Regions from separate parts of the Homo sapiens genome. Here regions 2 and 3 are each linked to region 1. A link is a contact called in ENCODE Hi-C or POLR2A ChIA-PET data. All regions are on one chromosome and are shown on one strand. The core of a region is the stretch at or near the end of the contact, and the rest is flanking DNA. Distances in the headings are between cores, read along the strand shown. Region 1 overlaps PDCD1LG2 (programmed cell death 1 ligand 2). Region 2 overlaps INCR1 (interferon stimulated noncoding RNA 1). Region 3 overlaps INCR1 (interferon stimulated noncoding RNA 1).

The links. Hi-C counts contacts between places; a loop is a spot of excess contacts on that map. ChIA-PET counts read pairs that join two places held with the same protein, here RNA polymerase II (POLR2A). Pooled maps may share reads with other maps.
Region 2: a loop to region 1 is called in a map of chondrocyte, with 5 times the contacts of the local background. The contact joins two enhancer-like sites. A Hi-C loop is called at or near these places in 10 of 168 maps with a recorded cell type or tissue (B cell, CD4-positive, alpha-beta memory T cell, GM12878 and 6 more), 27 of 37 single-sample maps with no recorded cell type and 15 of 50 pooled maps. POLR2A ChIA-PET finds 5 or more read pairs at or near these places in 10 of 52 experiments (AG04450, CD4-positive, alpha-beta memory T cell, GM12878 and 7 more).
Region 3: a map of naive thymus-derived CD4-positive, alpha-beta T cell shows a loop between it and region 1 (2.9-fold over the local background). The contact joins two enhancer-like sites. A Hi-C loop is called at or near these places in 6 of 168 maps with a recorded cell type or tissue (B cell, CD8-positive, alpha-beta T cell, chondrocyte and 2 more), 20 of 37 single-sample maps with no recorded cell type and 6 of 50 pooled maps. POLR2A ChIA-PET finds 5 or more read pairs at or near these places in 10 of 52 experiments (B cell, GM10248, GM12878 and 7 more).

Annotation. Positions count from the first base shown.
Region 1 is chr9:5,529,008-5,533,807 of GRCh38, forward strand. The region is part of intron 2 of PDCD1LG2 (programmed cell death 1 ligand 2); the gene reads left to right. The region is part of intron 1 of INCR1 (interferon stimulated noncoding RNA 1); the gene reads right to left. Among named protein-coding and RNA genes, the nearest start is that of PDCD1LG2, 21 kb to the left of the region's middle. RefSeq lists an enhancer at 2,562-2,611. Within about 2 kb of position 2,629, at least 3 of the 41 ENCODE cell types and tissues checked have a DNase peak (open chromatin) inside an H3K27ac peak, as active enhancers do; they include OCI-LY7, where a contact is called at or near this core.
Region 2 is chr9:5,584,522-5,589,321 of GRCh38, forward strand. All of the region lies in intron 1 of INCR1 (interferon stimulated noncoding RNA 1), which reads right to left. Among named protein-coding and RNA genes, the nearest start is that of RIC1, 42 kb to the right of the region's middle. Within about 2 kb of position 2,035, at least 5 of the 41 ENCODE cell types and tissues checked have a DNase peak (open chromatin) inside an H3K27ac peak, as active enhancers do; they include OCI-LY7, where a contact is called at or near this core.
Region 3 is chr9:5,491,640-5,496,439 of GRCh38, forward strand. The region is part of intron 2 of INCR1 (interferon stimulated noncoding RNA 1); the gene reads right to left. Among named protein-coding and RNA genes, the nearest start is that of PDCD1LG2, 16 kb to the right of the region's middle. RefSeq lists enhancers at 1,822-1,911, 2,122-2,371, 2,402-2,461. Within about 2 kb of position 2,697, at least 12 of the 41 ENCODE cell types and tissues checked have a DNase peak (open chromatin) inside an H3K27ac peak, as active enhancers do.

The DNA.
Region 1 (4,800 bases), core at 1,379-3,878:
TGTGAGCCACTGCCACGACCTTAAGAGTTCTTTATTCTAGATACAAGTTCTTTATCAGATATTGATTTTCAAATATTCTTTTGAAGTCTGTAGCTTGTCTTTTCATTTTCTTAACTGTGTCTTTTGCAGAGCAAAGATTTTAATTTTGATGAAGTTTGATTTATCAATGTTTTCTTTTATGGATCATGCTTTTGGTATCATATCCAAAAACTCTTTACATAACCCAAGATGTAAAAGATTGTCTTCTATATTTTCTTCTACACATTTTGTAGTTGTATATTCTATATGTAAGGTTTATAATCCATTTTAATTTTTATATAAGGTGTGATGTATAGGTTAAGCTCATTTTAGTTTTACATGTAGATGTTCAGTTGTTCCAGCCCCATTTGTTAAAAAACACCCATCCTTTCCCCATTCAATAGCCTTTGAATCTTCATCAAAATCAATTAGTCATATTTATGTGGGTCTATTTCTGGACTTTTTGTTCCATTAACTTATGTGTATATCCTTTTGCAAATATCACACTTATATTTGTTTTTTTTCTTACATTTTTATTTCAAAATCTAAGGACATCTTATAACCCAGAAATATTTTTTATACCTTGTCATGTCTTAGAGGAAAGAGCCACCCCAGTCTTTTTTCATTGATGTTTTTCTTCTCTCTTCGTACTCCAGAGGTAGATGAAAACCAGAGGGCCACAATGACCATGGTGATGCCTGAGGTCATTCTGGGGCACAGACCTCAGCCTAGGTTACTCCACTTCGCCTATCTTTAGATCCAAAACTACCCTGCTGACTGCTGAGATAAACAAAGGAGAATAATCAGGTTGGGGAAAGGATTTCTATGCGAAGACATGTCTCCATGCAGTCCTCCTACACTGAGCAGAGCATGAGTCAGGTGCTTAGAGCAGGATTTTGTCCTAAACCAGGAACTTCAGAGTTTTCTGAAGAATGTGGCTATGTAAAGCACCCCCCCACCCCACCCTTACTTCTCAAGTACATTACGTGGCAAGTCTGAAAAAACTTACACTTCTGTTGTTAAATGTGGGGGATAAAATATAAACTTAGTTTCAAGAGGAAGCTATCTTGGGAGGTAATGCAAATAATTCGTTGTGTGTTTCCTGAATAAGTGACAGGTGCTGACTACCATTGATGCTTCATTGCAATAAAATGCAAAGCTCCCCCAAGAATTTTTGAAATGCATCAAGCTAGGTGTTCTAATCTAGCAAAAGGACCTGCATACATGAATTTTTCATGCTTTTGCCAAGTCTTTTGCCCTTTAGTTTAGTTAAGGGCCCCACATGAATGGAAAGCCTGTGTTGTCAGCTTAATTTTGTAGTTGTGGAAACCTTCCAGTTTTCTCCTTTGTCTAATACCTTCAGGAGTTCAATCCTAGGTTGAAGCTTAATTTAATAACCATGTGGCATGTAAAGTAGAAAACAAAACATCTTTTCCTTAGCATACAGCAAAAAAAAAAAAAAAACTCACTCATGGATGTAGTGTACACATGCCAGTGGATATATAGTCATAACTGCAGTCATTGGTAGCACAGAAATAAATGTGCATTGAAGACACAGAGATGAATTTGAATTCCGGTTCCATGAGCTACCATTCTTTGACCTTGGGCAAGTTGCATCACTTCTTTGAGCCTCAGTTTCCCCATCTGTAAAATGTGGATAGCAACATCTACCTCGCAGAGTTGCTGGGAGGATCAGATGAAATGATGGGCTAGCCCAGTGTCTGACTTACTGTGTTTAAGAAATATCAACTATTACGCTACTTCCCAGTGACAGTCCAAATGCAGACCAGTGTTATAACTCTACTTCTCAAACATTAATGTGCATGCAAATCACCGTGACCTTCTTAAAATGCAGATCCTGATTCCCTAGGTCTGGGGAAGGCTTGAAATTCTACATTTCTACCTAGCTTCCAGGTGAAGTTGAGGACAACACTTTGAAGGCAAGGTGGTAAAAGACGCTTGCACGTGCAAATGTTACTTTGTGTAACTAATGGTTCGCAATACTGTCTGCACTTTAGAAGCTCCCAGGAAAAGAAAATCTTTAATGATGCTGACCTCATCTCCAAAATAATGTAATTTTAACAGATCCAAAGTAGTGCCTGGGCATTAGTGTGTTTTAAAAGCCTCCCAGGTGATTCCAATGTTAGCCAAGATTGAGGCCCTCTGCTTAGTGAATCTAATTTGCAGCTGGGCTTGAGAAAAAACCTCTTCATAGAATTGTTTGCATCAGTGTCTTGATTGCCTCTGTAACTTACAATAAGCAAGAATGTTTCAGGATTTCAAAAATCTATTGCATTGCCTAAACCTCTTATTTTGTATGGAGTAATCAAGCTCAAAGTTTGCATGTCTTAGAAACTTTACTTGGGGCAAAATTAGACCAAGTAACAATTAATCTTCTAGGTATTCTGAGCTATTCAGACATATGATTCATGTTTGCTAATTGCTCTTTTCTCTTGTAAATATTAGCTGAAAAATGTCACCTGTCTGACAAGTAGCATATTTTATGCCTATCACTCCTGGCACGCATTCTTACAAGGCAGACAGGAAAAATAGGAAGAAAATGGACTTTTATCAAAGGCCCAGGCAGTAAAGAGGGGAGTTCTGCTGTAAGCTAAGGGGAGTTCCAGAGGAAGTTATAGGCGTTCCCTTTCTTATGACAAGAAAGCATAGTGCAGTAAATAAATTTGCTAAATAGATTCAACAGTCTCTACCCAAAGTCATCTATTTAATTCTTGTTGTTATGCAGACTCAGCAACTAACCTTCCTTGTAAGCCCCATTTTCTTCCCTGTTTCCTGTTTATCAAATGTAATTAAACAAGAGAAGTATTATAGAAGAGTAAAAGTAGTAGGTAATTCTTGAACTTGGCATATGATTACTACATATTTGATGAATAGTTGAATATTATTCTTCAAGGACAGATTGGATTTGGTATCAGGTGGCTCTGCATTAAGTTATAAGGGACTTAATAACTCAAGTATTTAAGGACGGCTTCCATCATAAAGGGATCTGCCCTTAAGAGGGTCCCATTATGGAGATTCTGAGGTGAGAGCTATTCCAAGTGTGCAGTGGATTAAAATAAAAGAATCATACAGGAAATCTCTTTTTACATGCCTTATTCCAGGGTCTTTGCAACCTGGCACAGCAAGTGCAGATATGATTAGCATTGTTTTACACATGTACACTCACCTTATAGCCCTGCCCCTGTGCCCCTCCTGCACAAAAGAATGCTGGGCACACGTGAACTCCTCTCTGTAGAAAGGCACATTAATGTTCTAGCCATGGTTAAAACAGGGATAGAGGCAAGCCAAAAATGTCGGTCATTTGAAATAAATCTCAAGTTTGTGCATATCACTATCAAGTGTGCTGTGTGGCAATTAAGAATGCCAATTTGTGTGATCACAGGCAAGTTGCAGTTTGATGAAAGGAAAGCAGAGGTGAATATATAACCAGGGTCATCCTTTCTTTCTCCCTCTCTCTCTTTCTGTCATTTATTTGCCAAGCTCTTAACTAGAACTTGCTATGTGCTAGGTACTGGATATATCAAAGCAAACTCAGCCTGGTCTTTGCCTTCAAAGATTTGCAGGATAGTGGGAAGAAAAACTTGAATCAGAGGACATCTGCAGTGGGAATCATTCAAGCAGCAGAAAACCCAAAAGTTACTTATACTGTGAAATCTGATCAGAGAATGGACTGTCCTGGTTAGTAAAATATCCTGGAGGATAAAGATTGGCCATGCATTCCACATATGAATTACCACTTTCCCAAGAATTAAAACATGGTACGAAAGAAAGGAACGAACATTTGCTGAGTGCCTACTGCCTGCCAGATCTAGGCACTTCACATGTAACACCTCGTCCAGCCTCCACCACAATACTGAGAGGTAGAGTTCAACCTCATTTTATAGATAAAGAGGCTGAAGCTCATAAAGATTAAAGGACGGACTCACAGTCAAAGGACTCCTAATCCTGAGTCAGCATTTGAACCCAGGCTCACCTGTCACTATATCCTATGCTCTTCCGTATCACATTTTATACTGAAACAACTTCTGGAATAGCTAATGCTTAGAAGCAGCTCCCAAATATTTGTTGAATGAATGATTTGATTGAATGAATGAATAAATGAATGAAGCAAGCTCTACTGAACATAATTTGATCTAATCTTCTGTGATTATTCAGAAACTACTTCAAGATTTTCCTATACCTCCATCATAATGAATACCCATTCATTAATGATGGAAGCAGCCTAATTTTGTCATTTTTCACACTTTATTGATGTAACACTACCTTTACTAGTTTGGCCACTCCTTATGCTTTTTTTATAGAACTATTTAGATCAATTCAACTTTTAAAAAATAAAGCCACATACCCCTGTGGTAGATGAAAAACAAGTATCATTTGCACTGGTAAATAGAGAATAGGAAGAAAAATAAATGCAGTGAAAATAAAGCAGTGTTATCAAATCCTACCCAGATACTGTTATCTACCCGGAAGCTTCCTGTTTGATTAAAAGGAAAAATAGCCAGTGTTAGAGGTGTGGAAGTCTAGTTGAAATTATATGCAATTGAAGGATTAAAATAGAATTGAAAAGGGAATAAATTCCTCTCTGAATAATTTAACTCCCTTTAGGCTTTGATTCTGCCTCATCTAAAATCATCTTACATACTTCTAGTGGCGTGTCCCTCACATTTTGGTAAACTCTGAGTGGAAACTACGGATTTTGTAGTCAAACATCTGACTGGCTCTGGATTTTAACTTTACTAACATATGTCCTGAAGTGAACTG
Region 2 (4,800 bases), core at 785-3,284, 55 kb after region 1:
GTTGCCATAGACATAGAATATATTGATTTTTAATCACAGCACACAACAAGATGTACATTTATATCCTTGTGAGTAAGTGAATATGGTTGAGAGAAGAGGTTAGGTTGACAAAGCAACTACTAAAAAATTGTCTTTTTCCCTCTGTCTTATGGGTAACTTGGATGAAAACATAGAAGATGAGCTTATAATATATGATGATTAATAAAGTAGGGAGAGAGAGTCAGTTGGATAGAAGAGTTTCTATTTCAAAATCCCAGGTTGCCACAGTGGCTCACACCTGTAATCTCAGCATTTTAGGAGGCCGAGGCGGGCAGATCACTTGAGGTCAGGAGTTCAATACCAGCCTGGGCAACATAGCAAAACTCCATCTCTACAAAAAATACAAAGATTAGCCAGGTGTGGTAGTGTGTGCCTGTGATCCCTGCTAATTGGGAGGCTGAGGTGGGAGGATCGCTTGAGCCCGGGAGGTTGAGGCTGCAGTGAGCCAAGATTGTACCACTGCACTCCAGCCTGTACAACAGCATGACGCCCTGCCTCAAAAAATAAAAATAAAAAATAAAAAAATTAAGTCCCAGGTTGAATCACGAGGTCAAAACCAAAGAGGTAGAATGAAAGGTCCTGCTTTTGATCCACACACCTAAGATGGAAGAGCAGTTTATTAGCAGTTAATATGAAAAAGTTCTGGGGATTTAATAGAAAAGAATTTAAACAGTATCATACTCATAAACTACAAATGTGCCCTAAGTACAAATGCAGGTTGAATTGAAATCCAATTGCTTAAAAACTAAGGAGGTTGGGCATGGTGGTTCATGCCTATAATCCCAGCCCATTAAGAGGCCAAGGCAGGTGGATCACTTGAGCCCAGGAGTTTGAGACCAGCCTGGGCAACATGGCGAAACTGCGTCTCTATAAAAAATACAAAAATTAGCTGGGCGTGATGGCGCACACTTGTAGTCCCGATACTAGGGAGGCTTAGGTAGGAGGATCACCTGAGCCCAAGGAGATCAAAGCTGCAATGGGCCATGACCTCACCACTGCACTCCAGCCTAGGCAACAAAGTGAGACCCTGTCTCAAAACAAAACAAAAACACTAAGGAGAACTTCAGCAGTGTTGACAGGACACTGTTCAGAACTGGGAACAAATAGTCCTATGGAACCTACTATGTCTAGGCCAGCCTACCTCTAGAATATTTTGTTCTATTCTGGGCCCGACTTGTTAATTGGGACATGAATAAATGAGAGTAGATCTAGAGGGAAGCACCCAAGATGGCAATCGGGCTTGAAGCCACCCCTAGACTAGGAATATTGGAAGAAGCTGGGCGCATTTCTCCTGGAGAAGAATTATCAAGGGAAGACATGAGAGCCAAGATCAATGGGTGCAAGTTACATTGAAGAAGAATTTGGCCCAGAAATGGAAAGAATTCACTAACAACTAGAGCTGTTCATCAAAGGTTAACCTCCTGGTTCCTGGATATATCTACATAGCCTGGAGCTACCATTTTTCAGGATACTCTGGAAAGTATTCTTCCCTTAGGTGATGAATTACAAATCTTCTTACTCTAAGATCCCATAATTCTTCAAACTAGACACTTAACTCCTATGAGCCTCAGTTTCCTGAGAAGACTAAAATGAAATGGCTTGTAAATCCCCTTCCAGCTCTAACTTTCTATGAAGTACTTGGTCCTAAAGGGTACCCTCGTTTATGTTTCACAGAGATACCAGAAACAGGAGTCTTTTATCTTCAACTTGACTCTCAAGATGTTATCCTCAAGTGAACTTTTTTCTACCAGCTGAAATATGTCCTTAAAATCTTTGAGTCAATGAATCATGAAATGAGCCAGGTTTTCAAATCTCATTTGTAGGGTTCCTTAAGAACTATGTCCACTTGCCACATTCTTTTCTGAATATTATTCTTTTTTTCTTCAACCCTGTTTTTTAACCCAAACATCCTGTTTTCAAACATCCTGTTTTCAACCCTCTTTGTATCTAAGGATGGAACAAGGCTGATGACACAGACAAGAAACTTGTAAAACATAGCAAGTATCTGCCTTTTATTTGGTGAATAATGTCAGGACTAGAGAAGGGCTGATGTGAAATTCTGGGCTGGGCTTTAAGGCTTTAAGGCATAGTTTTGCCTCAAAGAATTGCCTCCACACAGGACAAGTCACTGTAAGCAAAGTATGTGGCTGCATCTGGACATGACAGGAGGTGAGCTGGGAAGTCCCTGCCCTTTCCCTGCACATGCACTTACCCCATTTCTCCATCTTTCTACCTCAACACTTCACCTTCAGAGATAATTTCTTTCAGGCCTCAAAGCATTTTTAGACTTTAAGTTCTTTTGTTGCTGTTTATTAGCTCAACCAGGGCCATGTACCAGAACCTGGGGGAAAGGGCCATTTCTATGGAAATGGAGATAGGGTCCAGGCCTATCCTGAGAAAGTGCAATCATGAGGAGACCATCCTGTTCTTTCTCATGTATTTTATCATTCATTTGGTACTAAGCACTGTACTAGGCACCAAGATAGATAGTAAAACATCAGCCTTGTCTTCAAAGGGTTTGCAGATCACAGAAGCCCTCTCTCTCTCTCATCTTTTACATAGATGATATCCTATATAACAAGAAGAGATGTCACAGGATGACTAAAACAGGCAAAGCAGCTGGAATATGTGTGTGGCTGGGGCAGCCCATGACAGGGCCTTAACCCTAGTAATGACGCTGACAGCTTTAGTCACTGAGGGGAGTGGCCAGAACCTGCTGGTTTGGTCAATGGGGGACAACAATCAAGTAAGGGAAAAGTGATCTTATAAGGACTGGAGGGAAGTCAACAGAAAATCTCAGCCAAGTGCCATACATTTTTTTCTATAGAGTTCTATATTTTCTGGAACTCATATACAGAATTAAGTAAGAGTCACCCTGGGCTATATTGGTAAGGGCAAAGAGCTGGAATTTCTTACAACTTTATTTTGAAGCCTCAAGCAGCGGAAGGCAGATGGAAGAAGTAACATGTGGTGGTGGTTCTCAGAATTTTTACCACCCCCAAAACATGGAAGATAATTCCTCACTCTCCGGTCAGTAACAACCACTGACTTCTGCAAAGATTCACAGCCATTTGGGGTACATATCAGAATATCATGGAGAAGCAGGAAGTGGGGAGCAATTTCATAAAGCTTCCTACTTGAGTCTAATATAACCCTTTCCTACCTGCCCTGAGATCTATAGGTAGCTTGCCTGAGTTGAATCCAGCTCTGCCATTAACCAGCTGCATGACTACAGACAAGTCGTTCTCTTTGAACCTTAGTTTCCTCATACATAAAATAACGAACCTTACCTGGCAGTGTTATTGAGAGGAACTACAGAACCTATCACAGTTAGTATATAGCAATATAGCCAGATCTTTTTTTTTTTGTTTTTGAGACAGAGTCTCACTGTGTTGCCCAGGCTGGAGTGTAGTGGCACGCTCTTGGCTCACTGCAACCTCTACCTTGCAGGCTCAAGCGATTTTCTTGCCTCAGCCTCCCAAGTAGCTGGGATAAAGACACCCACCACCAAGCCCAGCTAATTTTTGTATTTTTAGTAGATATGGGGTTTCACAGTGTTGGCCAGGCTGGTCTCAAACTCTTGACCTCAAGTGATCCGCCTGTCTCGTCCTCCCAAAGTGCTCGGATTATAGGCATGAGCCACTGCGCCTAGCCCATAAAGCTAGATCTTAATGAGCAATTAGCTACTAGTACAATAATTTGTTTTAAAAGCTATATTATAGGATAACAGAGTCTACTCAGTCAGCCTTTATGCAAAAGTGAAAATCTTGGGATTCTCAGAAATATGCTCTCAACAGTAAATGCCCTATGTAACAAGGTGCACCAGCTTAGGCTGGGGCCATTGGGCCCATAAAATCTTCATTGTTAAAGTTAAGAAGTTGGGTACAAGGACAGAGAAAAGCTACTATTCCCAAGTTGCCAAATTAAAAAAATTACCTATCTGGAAGGTAAATTTTTTTTACCCCTTAACAGATCTTTAAGTGTATAATAGAAGGGAGATTCAAAATTTACATTTGAAACTGATTGTTTGAGGGGAAAAAATCTAAATAAAAATTTTAACAATCATATAAATATAAAGCCAAGATCTTAATCTGGAATGGGAAGGTTAAGACCATTCATTAATTCAACAAATATTTACTGAGCAGCCCTGAGACTGTTTTCCTTGGGGTCTGGGAAGGGGAGCCATGGTCAATGGACTCTTGTTATCTGTAGGAATATTGATCCCTACCACAAGGTAGAGGGACAGGGAATAAAGGGGAGATAGTCCTCCTATGAGATAAAGGTAGGGGATGTTCTACAGGGCCCAGTTTTATATTTTTCTTTTCTGCCTTGTTATTTCTTCTCATGATTTTCTTTCAGTAAAATCTCTTTCCCACATCTCTTTCAGTAAAATTTTGTTAAATGATAGTCTTGTTCTCTGTTTTGGGGAATTACAAGATGGACTCTTAATGGGGCTCTATTAGTAGATGGTAAGAATTCCTGGGAATTTCCAGAAATTCTTTGGGAAAAGTCAGAGACTAATCTTCTCACAGTTACATAAGGGGATGAAGCTGAAAGTTATTTGGGCATTAATTAGAAGTGTGGCCCACTGAAGGCTGGTGAAATCTGGACACCTCTGCTATACATGGTCCTTGTGGATGGTTTGAATGATATTCCCAAATTGGCTGGGCACATTCCCATGATATCAGGCCGATGGGCATTAAAAATGCAAATTAGTTCACATGCTGGGGTACAATGCCCTGAACCAGCTGACTTTAATGG
Region 3 (4,800 bases), core at 1,447-3,946, 37 kb before region 1:
CAACTCCACAAAGCAAGTCTTTTATGGTGCCCATTTTACAGATAATGAAATGAAACAGGCACCAAGAGAGGAAGCCGTTTGTTTGAAGTCTTACGGCTGGCAGGAGGTGAAACAGAGATTTAGACAGAGGTCTGCTTCCAAAATCTCTGAGCGTGACCCCTGTGCTCCCCTGCATAGGGCTGGCTTTCCTGCAGGGGAGGAGGGAAGGTGCTGAGGTCAGAGGAGGAGAGAGGAATGATGGAGGGAGTGGAGAGGGCAGAGGTGGCTGCTGACGATGGGGAACAAGACACTGTCCTCTTCCCCCTGCAGTTCCTGAAGGATCTTCATTCTCCCACTGGCCACCTGTTTACCTAACCCCTCTAAAGCCTCAGTTTCCTCTTTTGTAAAGTGAGGGAGCCTTCTCAGGCCATTCACCTTAATTAGTTCCTCTCTATGCCATATAAAGTCCTAGAAGCCAGTTCTGCTGTGGCACATATGCAGCCACCACCATCATCACCAGCATCCCACTTCCGGCTGAGAGACGCAGGCCCCGGTGTCTCCCAGTGTGCAAGTTGTCAGAGCAGGCTGGAAGAGAATTGGGCATTCTCTGTCTCTGCTGTAGAATGACCACCCTGAAGGATAATTCTGCTCACTTGTTATTCTCCTCACTGGACAGGAGACCCTGGAAGCAGAGACAATATCTGATGCACCTCTGCATTCCCACTACCTGGAACATAAAGTCGTTCAATAAATAAACATCCTCTGTTGAATGAATAACTGGAAAGTACAGCCATGTGGCCTTATGATTCCAGAGTAACAAGTAGGAAAAGCAACACTTGCATATTAATTTCTTTATTTTTTGTTTCTGTTTTCTACCTTATCTGGCACAGAGTTCAGAGTAGGTACAGTCATTAAAGAAGTCACTGATTTTTAACATGCCACTTAAGCAAAAGGAGCAAGAAGGCCCTATTTATGTTGATCAACTAATTCAAGAAATTCTGGGCTTTTGTTTTTTCTTTTCTTTTTTCTTTTTCTTTTTCTTTTTTTTTTTTTTTTTTTTTGAGACAGGGTTTCACTCCTGTTGCCCAGGCTGGAGTGCAATGGTGCGATCTTGGCTCACTGCAGCCTACCAGGCTCAAGAAATTCTCCTGCCTCAGCCTGCCGAGTAGCTGGGGCTACAGGCACATGCCACTGCACCCAGCTAATTTTTGTATTTTTTGTAGAGATAGGGTTTCACCATGCTGCCCAGGCTGGTCTTGAATTCCTGAGCTCAAATGATCTACCCACCTTGGCCATCCAAAGTGCTGGGATTACAGGTGTGAGCCACCACACCCAGCCAAATTCTAGGCTTTCTATGTAAATTATAAAATGTAATTTACAAAACTCTGTTCAGACATTTTATCACCAAGGCAGAGAGTGGTCAAATCACAGAGCTAGTAAGGAGTAGAACCAAATCCAGCTTCTCTGCCCTTGGTGTCAACTGCTTTTTCTACTTTCCACATAGCTCCACCCCTCCAGCCAGTCACAATGGTTTCTAAAAGTGGACCTGCCTTTGCAGTTATTCATTCAACAGAGGATGTTTATTTATTGAGCAACTTTATGTTTCAGGTAGTGGGAATGCAGAGGTGCACCAGATATTGTCTCTGCTTCCAGGGTCTCCTGTCCAGTGAGGAGAACAACAAGTGAGCAGAATTATCCCTCAAGGTGGTCTTTCTAAGCAGAGACCTGCCTTAATTCTGTTGCCTTAGGTGAGATCAACTTACTTCTGCATGCTTCCATTTCTCCTCCCCCTTGGTAGATTGAGAATCATGGTATCAGCTCTTCTTAGTGAAAGAAAATCTAAGAAACATAGACAGGTGTCCACATCTTGAAGTAGCTGAAGTTTGTCTTTGGGTTCTCAGCTTCCTTTTCTCCCTCTTGCTTACTTCCCTTCAAGGATTGCTGCCATCAGTGTCATCAAACCCAGGGATTCCCTAATGCTAATCCACCAATTAGAGCACGGCTGGTTACTACAGAACCACTGATGAGTTTCAAAAAATGCAGACTTCTGGACCCCACCCTTGGAGATTTTGAATCAGGAGGTCTTAGGTAGTGCCCAGGCACCTCTATGTTTCAGGTTCCCCAGGGGATTCTAACCTGCAGCCATATTGGGGAACCACTGACCTAACACGAAAACATGAGTCAGCTGTCTCAACTGTATTGAAAGTGATGAATCATCATTTCACTTTAAAAAGAAAAAAATATGAGCTGAAACCAAAGTCATTGTGAGAACCTTTCATTTCCTTTACCTGAGTTTGAATTCAGGTTTCCTTTACTTGAGTTTGAGTTTAGAAGTCTTCTATACTTGGTCCAAGCATTTTTACGGAGATTCCCAAGGTCTTAAGGCAAACAGACTTAAGACCTGTCCTCAGTTTAGTCCTGGGAACATGCTGTAACCCTGATCAGCCCTGGCTAGGGGGACCCTGGGAAACTGGCTGGCTCTGGAGATCCTTCAGGCCAGAGTTGCTGGGAACCACACCGGGTTCATCTTACACCATGCCTAGGTGCTGGGGTCCAATAGTCTTGTCTCCTCTGGCTTCCCAGAGCCAGAACTAGGAAGACGAGAAGGCTTTGGGATATGGCTGGCTTCCAGAGACTGAATCAGCAACTCATATTCTCAAGACCGAGGTGGGTAGGCCTGACACAGAAGGGTCAGGAGGCTGCTAGAATCTATGACAGGGCAGGAACAGCGCTGAGGCAGCAGAAACTGAGAAAGCAGAAGTCACCAGAAAGAGAAAAGAAGTTCAAAGTAGAGGGAAAGACTGAGGAAATAAGCAGGGTGAGTCGAACAGATGAGATGTGCAGAGAGAAGCAGATATGAGCTGAGGGAGAGAGACTCAATGAACCACGAGAGGTGGGCAAAGAAAGCAGCCAGTCCTGAGGTTACCTTGTTTCTGACAGTTTGGGTCCTGCCCATCCTTTCTTTTTTTTTTTTTTTTTTAAGTGATTGATTGTTGGTTGTTTTTTTTTATTATTATTATACTTTAAGCTCTAGGGTACATGTGCACAACGTGCAGGTTTGTTACATATGTATACATGTGCCATATTGGTGTGCTGCACCCATTAACTCATCATTAAACATTAGGTATATCTCCTCATGCTATCCCTCCCCCCTGTCCCCACCCCACAACAGGCCCCAGTGTGTGATGTTCCCCTTCATGTGTCCATGTGTTCTCATTGTTCAGTTCCCACCTATGAGCGAGAACATGCAGTGTTTGGTTTTTTGTCCTTGCAATAGTTTGCTGAGAATTATGGTTTCCAGCTTCATCCATGTCCCTACAAAGGACATGCACTCATCCTTTTTTATGGCTGCATAGTAGTCCATGGTGTATATGTGCCACATTTTCTTAATCTAGTCTATCATTGTTGGACATTTGGGTTGGTTCCAAGTCTTTGCTATTGTAAATAGTGCCATGATAAACGTACGTGTGCATGTGTCTTTATAGTAGCAAGATTTATAATCCTTTGGGTATATACCCAGTAATGGGATGGCTGGGTCAAATGGTATTTCTAGTTCTAGATCCTTAAGGAATAACCACACTGCCTTCCACAATGCTTGAACTAGTTTACAGTCCCAACAAAAGTGTAAAAGTGTTCCTATTTCTCCACATCCTCTCCAGCACCTGTTGTTTCCTGACTTTTTAATGATCGCCATTCTAACTGGTGTGAGATGATATCTCATTATGGTTTTGATTTGAATTTCTCTGATGGCCAGTGATGATGAGCATTTTTTCATGTGTCTTTTGGCTGCATAAATGTCTTCTTTTAAGAAGTGTCTGTTCATATCCTTCACCCACTTTTTGATGGGGTTGTTTTTTTCTTGTAAATTTGTTTGAGTTCATTGTAGATTCTGGATATTAGCCATTTGTCAGATGGGTAGATTGCAAAAATGTTCTCCCATTCTGTAGCTTGCCTGTTCACTCTGATGGTAGTTTCTTTTGCTGTGCAGAAGCTCTTTAGTTTTATTAGATCCCATTTGTCAATTTTGGCTTCTGTTGCCATTGCGTTTGGTGTTTTAGACATGAAGTCCTTGCCCATGCCTATGTCCTGAATGGTATTGCCTAGGTTTTCTTCTAGGGTTTTTATGGTTTTAGGTCTAACATTTAAGTCTTTCATCCATCTTGAATTAATTTTTGTAAAAGGTGTAAGGAAGGGATCCAGTTTCAGCCTTCTACATATGGCTAGCCAGTTTTCCCAGCACCATTTATTAAATAGGGAATCCTTTCCCCATTTCTTGTTCTTGTCAGGTTTGTCAAAGATCAGATAGTTGTAGATAGGCTGCATTATTTCTGAGGGCTGCCCATCCTTATATCACCAATTCAATTGAGGAGACTCGACCAAATGTTTTATTTTTCTAATAACTGTTGCCAGTAGTATTCTGGGAAATCCTTCTAGCCTGTTGGGCAGTGAGTGACCCTCATCATATATCAGTGCAATTTCATGATTTGTAGATCACTTATTATGACTCAGTCTAGTCCCATGTTTTCTAATAGCTTTTGAGATCTAATTCATATACCATGCAATTCACTCATTTAGAGCAGGGGTTCCCAAACCCTGGACTGTGAACCAGTACCCATCCATGGCCTGTTAGGAACTGGGCTGCACAGCAGGAGGTGAGCACCCAGCAAATGAGCATTACCACCTGAGCTCTACCTCCTGTCAGATCAGTGGCAGCATTAGATTCTCATAGCAGTGCAAATCCTGTTGTAAACTGAGCATGCAATGGATCTACGTTGCTTTTCTTATGAGAATCTAACTAATGCCTGATGATGTGAGGTGGAA